Linked DNA regions of Homo sapiens: region 2 is linked to region 1. The links are chromatin loops, found by intact Hi-C in ENCODE. Cell type or tissue: mammary epithelial cell. All regions are shown on one strand. Links, peaks and the distances in the headings refer to the core of each region. The heading gives the core; the rest is flanking DNA. Region 1 overlaps ABCC2 (ATP binding cassette subfamily C member 2). Region 2 overlaps DNMBP (dynamin binding protein).

Region 1 (4,174 bases), core at 1-2,500:
CCTAACACGAGGAACACGAGGAGTGGCCCCCTCACATCCTCTCATTGCCTGCAGGGGTAGCAGGCTATGGAACATTACCTCAGGTTGCCACCAGCCTCTGTCACTTCGTGGGATAACCCAAGTTGCAGGCTGGCCACAAAAGACTTGAGGTGAGCCAGCTCCAAGGCCTTCCAAATCTCCTCATCTGAGTAGTTGTTGAAAGGGTCGAGATTCATCCTCAGGCTTCCAGAGAACAGGATGGGGTCCTGCAAGTGAAAGGACAAGGGGGCTGTTGGGGCTCATGCCAGAAAAGGACCTCGGAGTTCCTCAGGACTGGGAGATGGTGGATAGGACTGGCCTGAGATGGATTCCTGAGGCAGGAAGCTGGTTTGTGGTTGAGCTTCCGCAAGGTTTTCCCTCCTAAGGCTCGGAGTGGCTACCAGCCAGGGGCTAGGCACAGGGTTAGAAGTCCTCGGTTTATTTTTTGTTTTTGAGGCTTTCACTCTGTTGCCCAGACTGGAGTGCAGTGGCACAAACACCGCTCACTGCAGCCTTGACATCCTTAGCTCAAGTGATGCTTCCACCTCAGCCTCCCGAGTAGCTGGGACCAGAGGCACGCACCACGATGCCTGGCTGATTTTTTAAATTTTTTGTAGAGATGGGTTCTTGCCATGTTGCCTAGGCTGATCTTGAACTCCTGGGCTCCAGTGATTCACCTGCCTCGGCCTCCCAAACCCATAATCGTGATTTCAAGGTAGAGGGATCAGAGGAGGGTAGAGGAAAGAATAGTACAGCTGCATGAGAAGAAGGTGTCACGCTTTTGAAGAGGCTGGAGAAAAGACTATCGAACTGAGCAAACACCAGACAGACCAAAACTACCCCCAGAGGAACTGGGCTGCAGTGGGCGGAGGAGGAAAGGTTCTCCTGAGGAGCCGCTGCGGGGAACGGAGAGGCCTCGCGGCAGTCCTTATCTGGCAGGATCCAGAGAGGAAGCCGAAGGGAAATCTTTCTTGCTGATGCACGAAGCGTTCCGCTTGCTGGCAGAAACCTGCAGCAAATTCCCTCCTCTATCTTTTAACCATAGCAAATGGGGAGTATAAAGCTTAATGGCTTCAAGCTTCAGCGGCAAAACTGCTAATGCTGATTGCAAAAGTCTTGCAAACCGTGATGGGCTATAGCAACGCTAAAGAATCGTCTGCTGTACTTGACTTCTGTTGTGTTGCTGCCACCTAGTGGTCAGATACAGGCAGCCACAAATGCATATTACCAAACATTTCAAAGTTCTGGAAATGACGTGTCCATCCTAGGGAACTAGCTCAAGTATCCCGAGTAGACCGTGGAATTGACAGTGCTGACTGAACAGACATCAAGAAGAAGCTGCATATGTTTCCTGTAAAACAAGCTGCTCCCCACGGCATGTGCCCGAGTAAGTTCTAGAGCTCACCTGGGGGATGATGGTCAGCTTCTCTCGGAGGTCGTGGAGCCCAATGGAAGCAATATCTACTCCATCAATGATAATCTGACCACCGGCAGCCTCTAAGATTCTGAAGAGGCAGTTTGTGAGGGATGACTTTCCAGCTCCTGTCCTGCCCACCACACCAATCTGCGAATATAGTTCCCTTACACATTAGTTCCACAAATAATTCTTGGGGAAAAGTTATTTAGCCTGGGCATTCACAGTCACAGGAGGTAAGAGGCAGTGACTGGCTACTCCATCTCTAAGATATTAAACTGATTTTGGTTTTGGTGAGGAAAAAAGTACCCAGATGTCAGAAAAAGATGCCAAAAATCATTGTTTGCTGAGAACTATAGTCACTGTTTGAAATGGACTCTCTTGGCAGCTGTTGTTATAATTATTATTGGAAATTATAGATAAAAACAAAATCCTTGTTTAGGCCAGGCGTGGTGGCTCATGCCTATAATCCCAGCACTTCGGGAGGCCAAGGCAGGCAGATCACCTGAGTTCAGGAGTTCAAGACCAGCCTGGTCAATATGGCAAAACCCCGTCTCTACTAAAAATACAAAAAAAATTAGCCAGACATGGTGGCGTGCACCTGTAGTCCCAGCTACTTGGGAGTCTGAGTCAGAAAAATCACTTGAACCCAGGAAGCAGAGGTTGCAGTGAGCCAAGATTGTGCCACTGCACTCCAGCCTGGGTGATAGAGTGAGACTCCATCTGAAAATAAATAAATAAATAAATAAAAATAAAGAAAAAAGAAAAATGCTTGTTTAGAAGTGAAGAAGGGAAAGATTAGGTCTGCCACCAGCTGAGAGCCAGACTCTGATCTGGACCTCAGCGTCCTTGCTCATCAGACCCCAAGTCCTCGGAGAACAACAGCACCTAAGGAGGGTGCCTGACTTTGAAGACTGGGAGGAGAACTGGGCCATTCTTCCTTCAGGGACAACCTCCACACTGCTATTCTCAACAGTTCCTTCACCAGGCCTGGCCGCCCCCTTGTTTCCTTCCTGACTTCCTCTCTGCATACTGTGGACCTTATAGGAAAGGGGCCCTGGTCAGCTGGCTAGGAGGCAGGGAGGAGCTGAGCAGAAGGCCCCGACAGCTGCGGTAAGTCTGTGTGATCCCTGGCTGCTATCCTTCCCTCTGATACTGTGTCCCCACACCTCCCCAGGGCAGAGGAAGTGCCCTGACCCTTTCCCTCCATCCAAATGATGAAGGCTTAGGGCCCAGCTGCTCTCCACTCTGTCCAATTGTTGTTTGATCACAAGGCCTCCCATCCAGGCCTTCCTTCACTCCACCTACCTTCTCCATGCTACCGATGTCACAAGTGATCCCTCTGAGGACCAGATCCAGCTCAGGTCGGTACCGCACTTGGTAGTTGTTAAACTGGATCTTGCCTTTGCTGGGCCAATCTGGCGGAGGCCTCTTATCAGTCACCCAGGGTGCCTGGCAAGGAGACAAGATGAGAAGTAAGTTTTATAAGGTGGCAACTCAGCCGAACAGTCCACCCAGGACTCGTGTCATAGAACAGGAGAAGGGTAGCAGTGTCCCAGCTACCTAATGGCCTCTGCATTTAATAGGCTGAACTAGACTTGCACTTTTGGAAAGTTCCTACCTTATTCAGTTAAAGAAAAATACACCATGAGCTTGTGCTGTAGATCTCCTCGGTATGTTGCAAGACCCGACATCCCCTAAACCATTTCCTATTCTAAGTTTGAAGAAATTAGGTCCTTTGAGTTAGAGGAAAGGAAACTTTAGGGACCCATTATGGGCCCATGTAAAATATGGAGAAATTCTAAAGATGCACTCTCGAAGGAGTTGCATGTTGTTTTTGCCTTGTTCCTGGATTTTTCCAGTTCCTCCTTACCTCATTTTCCACTTTTGTGTACTCAGTTATTCGCTCAACAGCCACAATGTTGGTCTCTATTTCTGATGTCATCCTCACCAGCCAGTTCAGGGTTTGTGTGATCTACAGAAAAACCAGAAGACTGAAAATCATCATAGGCACAGAAACCAACTCAACCACTCAAACCACAAGGACAATCCAGTGCCGACTTTGTACCCAGCACTGTGCTGGACTCTACAAGGGAGTAAGGAAAAGTGTAAGAAAGACAATCCTTGCCTCCTTGGGGAAGGAATTAAGAGCAGTGCATTGAATGGCTGCAGACTAATTAGGTGCTCACGCGAAGGGCAATGTGAGTGTCTAGTGGTTTGGGACTAAAGCTGGAATTTGAGAGTCTGGCAATGGGTGGAGTGGGAGCAGAGCTCAGGCCTCCTGCCTGGATGCCTAGTGTTCTTTGTGAATCAGGGAAAGGCATGATCCAGGCCAGGGAATCTGTAGATTACTCAGATGCAAACTTCTTTCAGAAAAAGACTCAGGAGTTTGCATATATGCACAGAGAGTTCTTGTTGAGCAAATGGTGGTTAAAGAAAGGGAGCCACAGAAAGCAGAGGACGGAATCATGGGGACTCAGAGTATCCACTTTGTGTAGATTGAAGCATATGTAATTGCCGGTGTTTGAGTCATTTTGTTTTGGTTCAATCTAATAGTTTCCTGACTATTTGCCTTGTCTGTCCTGGGCTAAAAAGCCTAGAAATGGGGGTATGAAAGGGCAGTGACACAAGGAACTAAGTGACTCTAGTGAATAACAAAGTCCTTTTAGGTGCCCTGGCAGGAACACATTGGGCCTTATTAACTTCTTTTTTTTTTTTTTTGAGATGGAATCTTGCTCTGTT
Region 2 (9,863 bases), core at 7,364-9,863, 120 kb before region 1:
ATTTTTGTGTTTTTAGTAGAGACGGGGTTTCACCATGTTGCCCAGGCTGGCCTCAAAACTCCTCACCTCAGGTGATCTGCCCGCCTTGGCCTCGCAAAGTGCTGGGATTACAGGTGCGAGCCACCGCGCCAGTCCCCAACAGGTTTTCCATCTAGGCCTTTGAGGCATAGTTCTGCTGCTGTTCTTCAGGTTGTGGTACATTTGTTTGCAGATAGTCTCAGTAGGTAGGAACCAGAATGCCCTCAGTTTGAGTTCTGGCCCTGCTGCTGTGAGCACTGTGATCTTGGACAAATAATGTTTTCTAACTATACTGAGCCTTAGTATCCTAATCTTTAAGATCTATAGGGAATAAAATGCCATATTTAAAATCTCTACTTTTTAAAGTATTGTATTTTAAAATTACCATGTTGTCTGGTGTTTTAAAAATGTTAATTTCATTACTGCCCTCTTCAGGCATTCTGAAAAGCCTACATTTGCTGACACTTGAATCTTTTCTATCACTGAGAGGTCTAGGGTTTTTGTTTTGTTTTGTTTTGTTTTGTTCCTGAATTCCTTTGCGGTCCAAATGAAAAATATATGAAGAAATTATTATTTTTAAATTAGACCAGGTGCGGTGGCTCATGCCTGGAATCCCAACACTTTGGGAGGCCAAAGCAGGAGGATCACTGAAGCCAGGAGTTCAACACTAGCCTGGGTAACGAAGTGAGATCTCATCTCTACAAATAAATAAATAAATAAATAAATAAATAAATGCCGCAGGCAGTGGCTCACGCCTGTAATCCCAGCACTTTGGGAGGCTGAGGTGGGCAGATCACTTGAGGCCAGGAGTTTGAGATGAGCCTGGCCAATGTGGCAAAACCCTGTCTCTACTAAAAATACAAAAATTAGTTGGGCATGGTGGTGCATGCCTGTAGTCCTACCTACTTGGGAGGCTGAGCCTTGAGAATCACTTGGGAGGCTGAGCCAGGAGGCAGAGGTGGCAGTGAGCCAAGATTGTGCCACTGCACTCCAGTGTGGAACACACAGCGAGATTTCATCTCAAAAAATAAAAATAAAAAGTCAGGCACAGTGGTGTGCGCCTGTAGTTCCAGCTACTCAGAAAGCTGAGGTAGGAGGATCACTTGAGCCCAGGAGCTGGAGGCTGCAGTGAGCTATGATCACACCACTGCACTCCAGCCTGGGTGATAAAGCGAGACCTGTTTCCCCCGGCCCCCAAAAAGGGAAAAAGAAATGAGAAATAACTTTGATATTTTAAAATATGAGGCCAGGTACAGTGGAGCATGCCTGTAATCCCAGCACTTTGGGAGGCCAGGGTAGGCAGATTGCTTCAGCCCAGGAGTTTGAGACCAGCCTGGGCAACATGGTGAAACCCTGCCTCTAGTAAAAATACAAAAAATTAGCTGGACATGGTGGCACATGCCTGTAGCCCAAGTTTCTTGGGAGACTGAGCTGGGAGAATCACCTGAGCCCAGGAAGTCGAGGCTACAGTGAGCCATGATTGCTCCACTGCACTCCAGCCTGGGCGATGGGAGTGAGACCCTGTCTCAAAAATAAAATAGGAAGTACTAACTTATTTGCTTAGCTTTGGCTTCATTTTAAGTATATTTGTATCTTAAGCTTTATCATTCCAAGAAATAGATCTATATTGCAGTGTCTTAAATATTGATGTTTTCTATTTCTCTTGATCTATCTTTCCAGGTTATAAAACATGGAGGCTGGCTCAGTGGTTCGAGCCATTTTTGACTTCTGCCCTAGCGTATCAGAAGAACTGCCGCTCTTTGTGGGAGATATTATTGAGGTGCTGGCAGTGGTGGATGAATTTTGGCTTCTAGGAAAGAAGGAGGATGTTACAGGTAAGTAAGAGACTCATAGTGGACCACAGGCCCTGACTTCTTTCCATATTAAAAATAAAGGCTGGCACTGCACTCCAGCCTGGGCAACAGAGTGAGACCCTGTCTTAAAAAAAAAAAAAGAAAGAAAGAAAGAAAGAAAGAAAATTATTCCTAGCTGGGCACAGTGGCTCATGCCTATAATCCCAGCACTTTGGGAGGCTGAGGTGGGTGGATCCCCTGAAGTCAGGAGTTCAAGACCAGCCTGGCCAACATGGTGAGATGGTGAGACCCTGTCTCTACTAAAAATACAAAATTTGCTGGGTGTGGTGGCGCGTGCCTGTAATCCCAGCTACTCAGGAGGCAAGGCTGGAGAATTGCTTGAACCCAGGAGGTGAAGATTGCAGTGAGTTGAGATTGTGCCATTGCATTCCAGCCTGGGCGACAAGAGTGAAACTCTGTCTCTAAATAAGTAAATAAATAATAAAAATAAAAATAAAGGCTGGGCATGGTGGGTCATGCTTATAATCCCAGCACTTTGGGAGGCTGAGATGGGAGGATTGCTTGAGGCCAAGAGTTCATGACCAGCCTGGTCAACATAGCAAGACACCATCTCAATAAATAAATAAGAAAGGATGGGAGGTAGGGAGGGAGGAAGAGAAAGAAAAGAAAGAAAGGAAGGAAGGAAGGAAAGAAAAGAAAGCTAGCTAAATGGGAAGCCCAAGTCAATAAATTTCAGAATCCTTTTGTGTTTACCTACTGTATTCATATGTGGTCTCTACCAGTTAGGGGAAGATTTCTGTTACCATTCCATCTCTGTGTTGATTCCTTCAAGAGGTTGCACCACTAGACACCAGCTGCCCCAGCCCAGGTTTCTATCCAAGTCTTTGTCTTTCACCCGCTTTCCCTTCCCAGGTCTTTATCCTTTGTGTTCAGTGCTATTATTCCTCTTCTCAAAACATGTTATTCCTTTCTTCATAACCCTGTTGTTTACTACTGCTTTCCTTTTTTTTTTTTTTTTTTTTTTTTTTTGAGACGGAGTCTTGCTCTGTTGCCCAGGCTGGAGTGCAGTGGCATGATCTCGGCTCACTGCAAGCTCTACCTCCCAGGTTCATGCCATTCTCCTGCCTCAGCCTCCGGAGTAGCTGGGACTACAGGCACATGCCACCACGCCTGGCTAATTTTTTGTATTTTTAGTAGAGACGGGGTTTCACCATGTTAGCCAGGATGGTCTCAATCTCCTGACGTCATGATCCGCCTGCCTCGGCCTCCCAAAGTGCTGGGATTACAGGTGTGAGCCACCGCACCCGGCACTACTGCTTTTCATAACCAGCTTTATGATTTGTGGAACACAAGGTGCTCTCCACCTTGTTTCCTCTGGCTGTCTTCTTTGAACATTTTCTACCCTTTCTTTCATTCTTCACTTGATCTTAGGCAAAAGGCTGAGAAGTGATCTTTCTTTCATTTTCTTCAAAGGAGCATGATTCATCCTGTTCACTCCTTCTTGGATCCATGGCTGGCCCAAATTTATTAAAGTTATCCCTTACCCTACATGGTACCTACCACCCACATTCCACGCACCTGGTTAGCTTTCTTCAATTCTGTAAGATATATGTTCACATCGATTTCTTTCATTAATAAGCCTAGGGAAGGGTGGAAGCTTTTCCCACACCACATGCATCTGTGTTAATCCAATCCTTAACTTGCATGTACTCATATTTATGTAAGTCTGGGTTGGAGTCCTTCGAGCACACTCTGTTGACACTTAACCCACATTTGGGAGATAAATTATTTCCCAGTAGAAATGGTATCTCAGCTGAGACAAAAATGATGAGAAGGAGTTAGCAAGGAAAGATGGTAGGCAGAGAGGATTGCTTGTTGAAGGTCCCTGGAATGTGAGAACACAGGGGACCTAGAGAAGTTTAGTAGGGCATGAGGTGTGAGTGGTTGAGGGAGAAAGGTGGGCTGGAGAGATGAGCAAAAGCTGGATCATGGGAGACAGAGTATGCCATGGTAAGGAGTGAAGAAAATGGGAAACCCTGAAAGTGCTTTGAACATGATCAGATTTGAATTTTAGAAAACTCACTGCTGCAGACTTAAGAATGATAGAAAGGGACAAAACTGAAGGCAGGGAAGCATTTGGAAGGTCGCTGCAGTAATCCAGGTGAGGGATGGTGATGGCATGGACCAAGGTGGTGGGTCTGGAGATAAATATACCCAGAGACAGAAGGTAGAATCAATCAGACTTTCTGATACTTTCCAACTGGCAGGCCCTGTCTTTCTCCCACCACCTATTAAAACCTTGTCCACCGTCAGATTCAAATGCTATTGTTTTCATAAAGTTTTTTATGTTCTTCCTGACCTATTACCTACCTTTTCTGAACTTCCGTAACAATTTGTGTACTTACGTTATGATACCAGATTTCAGGATTGAATTATTATTTATGTCTGAATTCGACTTTTTGTCTGAACTAGGTTTTTAGATCTTTGAAAACCAAAACTGTCTTATGTTTTCCTCTGCAGCGTGCTTTGCCTATAGCAGCCCCCAGTAAATGCGTACCAAATTGAATTGCATTCTGTCTGTCCTGCATGCATCTAGTTTTGTGCACTATACTTCTTCTCCAACAGATTCTCCAATTATGAGTATTCCCTGAGTTTTCAAGTTACGGTCTATACATGGACTCAGAAGAAAAGTTTTTGTCCTTGTACACAGACGGGAAAAGAAATCTCAGTATTAAAATTTAATATGTTTGCTTTTATTTTCAGGACAATTCCCCAGCAGTTTTGTGGAAATTGTGACCATTCCCAGTCTAAAAGAGGGAGAGAGGCTGTTTGTGTGCATTTGTGAATTCACATCCCAAGAGTTGGATAATCTTCCCCTCCATCGAGGTAAGCTGCTCATCAAATAGTAGACTATTTGAAATTAGATTTTTGGAGTCTGCCCGTTTCGACAACCAGATCCTTTTTGAATTTGTGAAGTGGCTTAACCTCTAGAGAGTCCTCGGCAATACCAAATAGCGTGGACGTAATGATGCCTTATAGTTTAGTACCATTTTAAAATTTCCAAGGTATTTTCTCACAAATATATTCTCATTTGATCCTCAGCACAGACCTGGGAGGTAGGAAAGTGGGGATTATTAACTGTATTTTATAAATAATGAGAGCAAAATTCAAAGACTGTTGGCCGAAGGTGGGAAGTCTTGGCCTCAGAATATGAACTGATCATATTCTAAGTCCAGTGTTATCTTTCCAATGCCCCCATGCTATAGCCACACTTCAGGCTCATGCTCTCTCTCTCTTTTTTTTTTTTTTTTTGAGACAGTAGTCTCACTCTGTTGCCCAGGCTGGAGTTCAGTGGTGCGATCTCAGCTCACTGCAACCTCTGCCTCCCAGGCTCAAGCAGTCCTCCCACCTCAGCTTCATGAGTAGCTGGGACCGCAGGCACGTGCTACCACGCTGGGCTAATTTTTAGTATTTTTGGTAGAGATGGGGTTTTGCCATATTGCCCAGGCTGGTCTCGAACTCCTAGGCTCAAACAATCTGCCTGCCTCGGCCTCCCAAAGTGCTGGGATTACAGGCATGAGTCACTGCGCCTGACCAACTTCAGGCTTTATTTCTCTTTTTTTCTTTTAAAAACTGATACGGGGCGTGGGCGGAGGGAGAAAAAAATAACTGGGTACGGCTTTGCTAACAATATTACCATTTATTAATGTATAATAGTAGAGCAGGAATTTTGATGTGGAAATTAAGAGATAGGTGCAAAACATCCGCATTTTACTACTGTCTTATCAGAGCCAGTTTAAAAGGAAGTGATTTAAAACAGATAGTCATACTTAGCCAGGCATGGTGGTATGCACCTATAGTCCTAACAACTCAGGAGGCTGCAGCAAGAGGATCGCTTGAGTTGGAAGCGTCAGTGAGCTATGATCACATCACTGCACTCCAGCCTGGGTGACAGAGCGAGACCCTGTCTCAAATAAATAATACATAAATATATAAATATAAATTAAAACAGGTAGTCATAGCTATCTCTCAGTGATTTTCCAAGTATTTCTCCCTTCTTGCACTCTGATTAGATGAACAAACTATAAACCATTTCAACAAGTATCCTTAAGTCCATTCTGCATAAACAGAGAAACCAGTAGTGTCTAAAAGACAGAAGCTTCTGATCAATCCAATTTTGTGATGACTCAGTCATCAAAACAGTAGAACTTATTAGGTGTGTTATTAATATCATTACTTGCTCTTTGGCATATGGCACAAAAGGGACAGGCTTCATTTCTTAAATCATGTACACACATACCCACACACACACACACACACACACACACACACCCAGAAAAACCTATCAAACTTCTCTAACCCTTAGTGATAAGAATGGAATAATGGATTTTGACCTTAATCCTCAAAATCTATTTTGAGAATTTCTTTATTTTTAGATTTTGTTTTATTTTGTTTATTTATTTATTTGTTTGTTTTTTGAGACGGAGTCTCATTCTGTCGAGGCTGGAGTGCAGTGGCATGATCTCGGCTCACTGCAACCTCCGCCTCCCAGGTTCAAGCGATTCTCCTTCCTCAGCCTCCTGAGTAGCTGGGACTACAGGCACCTGCCACCACACCCAGCTAATTTTTGTATTTTTAGTAGAGATGGGGTTTCACCATCTTGGTCAGGCTGGTCTTGAACTCCTGATCTTGTGATCTGCCCACCTTGGCCTCCCAAAGTGCTGCGATTATTTATTTTTTATTATACAAATTTTATTTTATTTTTTAAGACACAGGGTCTCACGTTGTTGCCCAGGCTGGTCTGAAACTCCTAGCCTCAAGTGATGCTACCACCTCAGTCTCCCGAGTAGCTGGGATTACAGACCTTACTTAACTTTAAGAAGTATCATTAGGATTGATAAGAGGCTGGGTATAGTGGCTCATGCCTGTAATCCTAGCATTTTGGGAGGCCAAAGGCAAGAGTATCCCTTGAGCCCAAGAGTTTGAGATCAGCCTGGGCAACATGGCAGGACGCTGTCTCTACAAAAAAAAAAAAAAAAATTAAATTAGCCAGGCATGGTGGTGCATACCAGTGGTATATGCCTGTGGTCCCAGCTACTCAGGAAACTGAGGCAGGAGCCTGAGCCCAGGAGGTTGAGGCTGCAGTGAGCTGTGTTTACGCCACTACACTCCAGCTTGGGCAACAGAACAAGACCTTGTTTCAAAAAAAAAACAAAACGTATTAACGAGAGAAAACGCCACCACGCTCTGTTGTTTTGAGAGTTTCTTACACTTCACTTTATACTCAGTCTCTACTTCAGCTCTATGCTTTCTTGTTAATCAGTGTTGGGAAGGTAGACAGAAATAGATTAAGAGATTATAGCAGGGACCTTATCTGTCCTTACTCATAGCTCTCCCAGTGGAGTCTGTAGTCCATATCTGATGGAATGGAGAAAGGACAAGAGTACAGTGGCTTCCGCTGAGCTGTTCAGAGGATGTGGGTAGCATGAACTTTTCTTAGGAAGCATGCCATCCGAGAGATTCTCAGAAAGAATCTGGCATCGTGAGTCACCTGTCTGAAGACTGACTCAAGGTCAGGCCAGGACCTGGAATCTAGATTTTATCTTGACTACCTTTTAACCAGTTAAGCCTAATAAGCTTAAAGATGTAAGTGGAATCCAAAGGAAGAGGATGTGGGCAGGGGGATACACTGGGAAAGAGAGACTAGAATGAGATGTACTAATTATCCATGGTTTTATCTTGTTCTCCTCTCTGTGATAATCTACTGCCAGTAAACACACTGACCAGTCAGCTTTCCTTCTATGCCTTTCACGTTTTTTTTTTAGCTCTGTCTTTTAATTTGGAAACACAAGGCTTGGAGGATGGAGAAGTTAGTTATACCTATGCAATTTGCCTTTTTCTGGGAAACTTAGCTTGTGCACAAATGATTTTAATTTCTCTTTTTGTATACGTGACAAGTCACATCAACAGGTATTTACTGGTGGGAAACAAAATCACTAAAAAATGAAAGTATTGTTTTATGCCAGATATGCAAGTTTATCAGACTTGCATCTAGGTTTCCTGTTTTTTAAGTCTAGTGCTTGGGATGGCGCTTCAACTTCCTAGACTGAAAATCACTTTTTCCATTAGATCAGTGTGTCTGTAAATGAAATGTTGATGATGGAATAGGTCAGGAGGGGATTTGGAAACCTTAAGAGTATGTGGGGCCAGGCATGGTAGCTCAAGCCTGTAATCCCAGCACTTTGGGAGGCCTAGGCGGGTGGATCACCTGAGGTAAGGAGTTCGAGACCAGCCTGGCCAACATGGTGAAACCCCATCTTTACTAAAAATACAAAATTAGCTGGGCATGATGGTGCATACCTGTAATTGCAGCTACTTGGGAGGCTGAGGCAGGAGAATTGCTTGAACCCGGGAGGTGGAGGTTGCAGAGAGCCAAGATTGCGCCACTGCAGTCCAGCCTGGGCAACAAGAGCGAAACTCCATCTCAAAAAAAAAAAAAAAAAAGTATGTGAGATAATGTTTGAGATCTGTTGTGTTTTACCACGTGCCTTTTTAGTTCACTGTTACTTACTTACCTTTAAGAAGTATCATTAGGATTAATAAGAGAAAAAATATATGTGTAATTTATAGATGTCTATATGTATTTAGAGCAGGCAGTATAGCTTAGGGGATAAGAATTCTGACAGGCCTAAGTTTAAATCCAAGTCCACCACTTAATAGCTGTGACCTTGGACTAGTTACTTAAGTCTCTCAGCCTCAGTTTTCTTATCTACAAAATGAGGATAATAATATAATACCTACCTCAGGGTGATTGTGAGGATTAGATGAGGTTGTACATGGAAAGCATGTGGTAGTAGGTAAGCGCTCAGTAAATGCTAGCTATTCTTATTAGTCTTAACCTGGGCGCCTGGGCTTCATTGATGTGCTTTGGGTATCTTGTTTCTGGGATAAGTCTGTGAAGTTTTGTGTGTCTGTTCTCAGAGAGATTCTATGTGAAATCAGAACCACTGATCTTTGTTCCAGCAGATGTCACCCTTCTTCCTTTTCCTGAAGCTATGTAATTGTTTTGGACTATTCCTACTGTTTTGAGTTAAAATATATATATATATATATATTTTTTTTTTTTCCTTGGGCTGGAGTCTCACACTGTCGCCCAGGCGGGAGTGCAGTGGCGCAATTTCTGCTCACTGCCACTTCCGCCTCGTTGGTTCAAGTGATATTCATGCCTTAGCCTCCCGAATAGCTGGGATTACAGGTGTGTGCCACCACACCCAACTAATTTTTGTATTTTTAGTAGAGACAGGGTTTCACCATTTTGGCCAAGCTGGTCTCGAACTCCTGACTTCAAGCAATCCGCCTGCCTCGACCTGCCAAAGTGCTGGGATTACAGGCATGAGCCACCACGCCTGGCCTCGAGTTATATTTAAACTGAGAAACAAGTCTGTCTCTTAGAAGAAGAATCAAAACAGGTGGCCAGTGCCCCTGACTATCCTAAAAAAAAAACAAAAACAGGAGAAAAGAAAGGTGGGGGGTGGAGGGGAGTAAAGAACAAAGCCAAAATAAGAGATTAGTGCAAGGAGGCTGGGCGCAGTGGCTCACGCCTGTAATCCCAGCACTTTGGGAGGCTGAGGCGGGTGGATCACGAGGTCAGGAGTTTGAGATCAACCTGGCCAAGATGGTGAAACCCCATCACTACCAGCATGGTGGCAGGCACCTGTAATCCCAGCTCCTCGGGAGGCTGAGGCAGGAGAAATTGCTCGAACCCGGAAAGCAGAGGTTGCAGCGAGCCGAGATCGCACCACTGCACTGCAGCCTGGGCGACAGAGCAAGTCTCTGTCTCCAAAAAAAAAAAAAAAAAAAAAAAAGAGAGAGAATAGGACAAGGAAAAGACAGAGAGGAGAGAAACAAGTTAGTGCATATTATGACAAGTGATAAAATATCACTAATAATTGCCTCACGTAAGACAGAATCCTCATCCCTTGCCTATAACCTGCCCCCTCAAACAACAGGCCAATAAAAAATAAATTGACC

What was found. Peaks named below come from ENCODE experiments on the same cell type or tissue, not always from the same donor. Only the 100,000 strongest peaks of a DNase experiment are listed, where the experiment ranks them.
Region 2: a loop joins it to region 1, with 15 times the contacts of the local background. A loop is called at or near these places in 12 of 110 quality-filtered maps.

The regions. Positions count from the first base shown.
Region 1 is chr10:99,843,032-99,847,205 of GRCh38, reverse strand. It overlaps ABCC2 (ATP binding cassette subfamily C member 2), which reads right to left. Exons shown (of 32, transcript NM_000392.5): 27 at 3,306-3,407; 28 at 2,741-2,884; 29 at 1,424-1,582; 30 at 79-245. Among named protein-coding and RNA genes, the nearest start is that of ABCC2, 62 kb to the right of the region's middle. In mammary epithelial cell, for the core only: a CTCF peak has its summit at 1,208 (motif pointing left); a DNase peak (open chromatin) is centred at 1,215.
Region 2 is chr10:99,963,970-99,973,832 of GRCh38, reverse strand. DNMBP (dynamin binding protein) reads left to right here. Exons shown (of 17, transcript NM_015221.4): 2 at 1,699-1,853; 3 at 4,596-4,718. The coding sequence starts at 1,709. Among named protein-coding and RNA genes, the nearest start is that of DNMBP, 41 kb to the left of the region's middle. In mammary epithelial cell, for the core only: a CTCF peak has its summit at 8,860 (motif pointing right); no DNase peak of the experiment used is centred there; H3K27ac peaks cover 1,281 bases.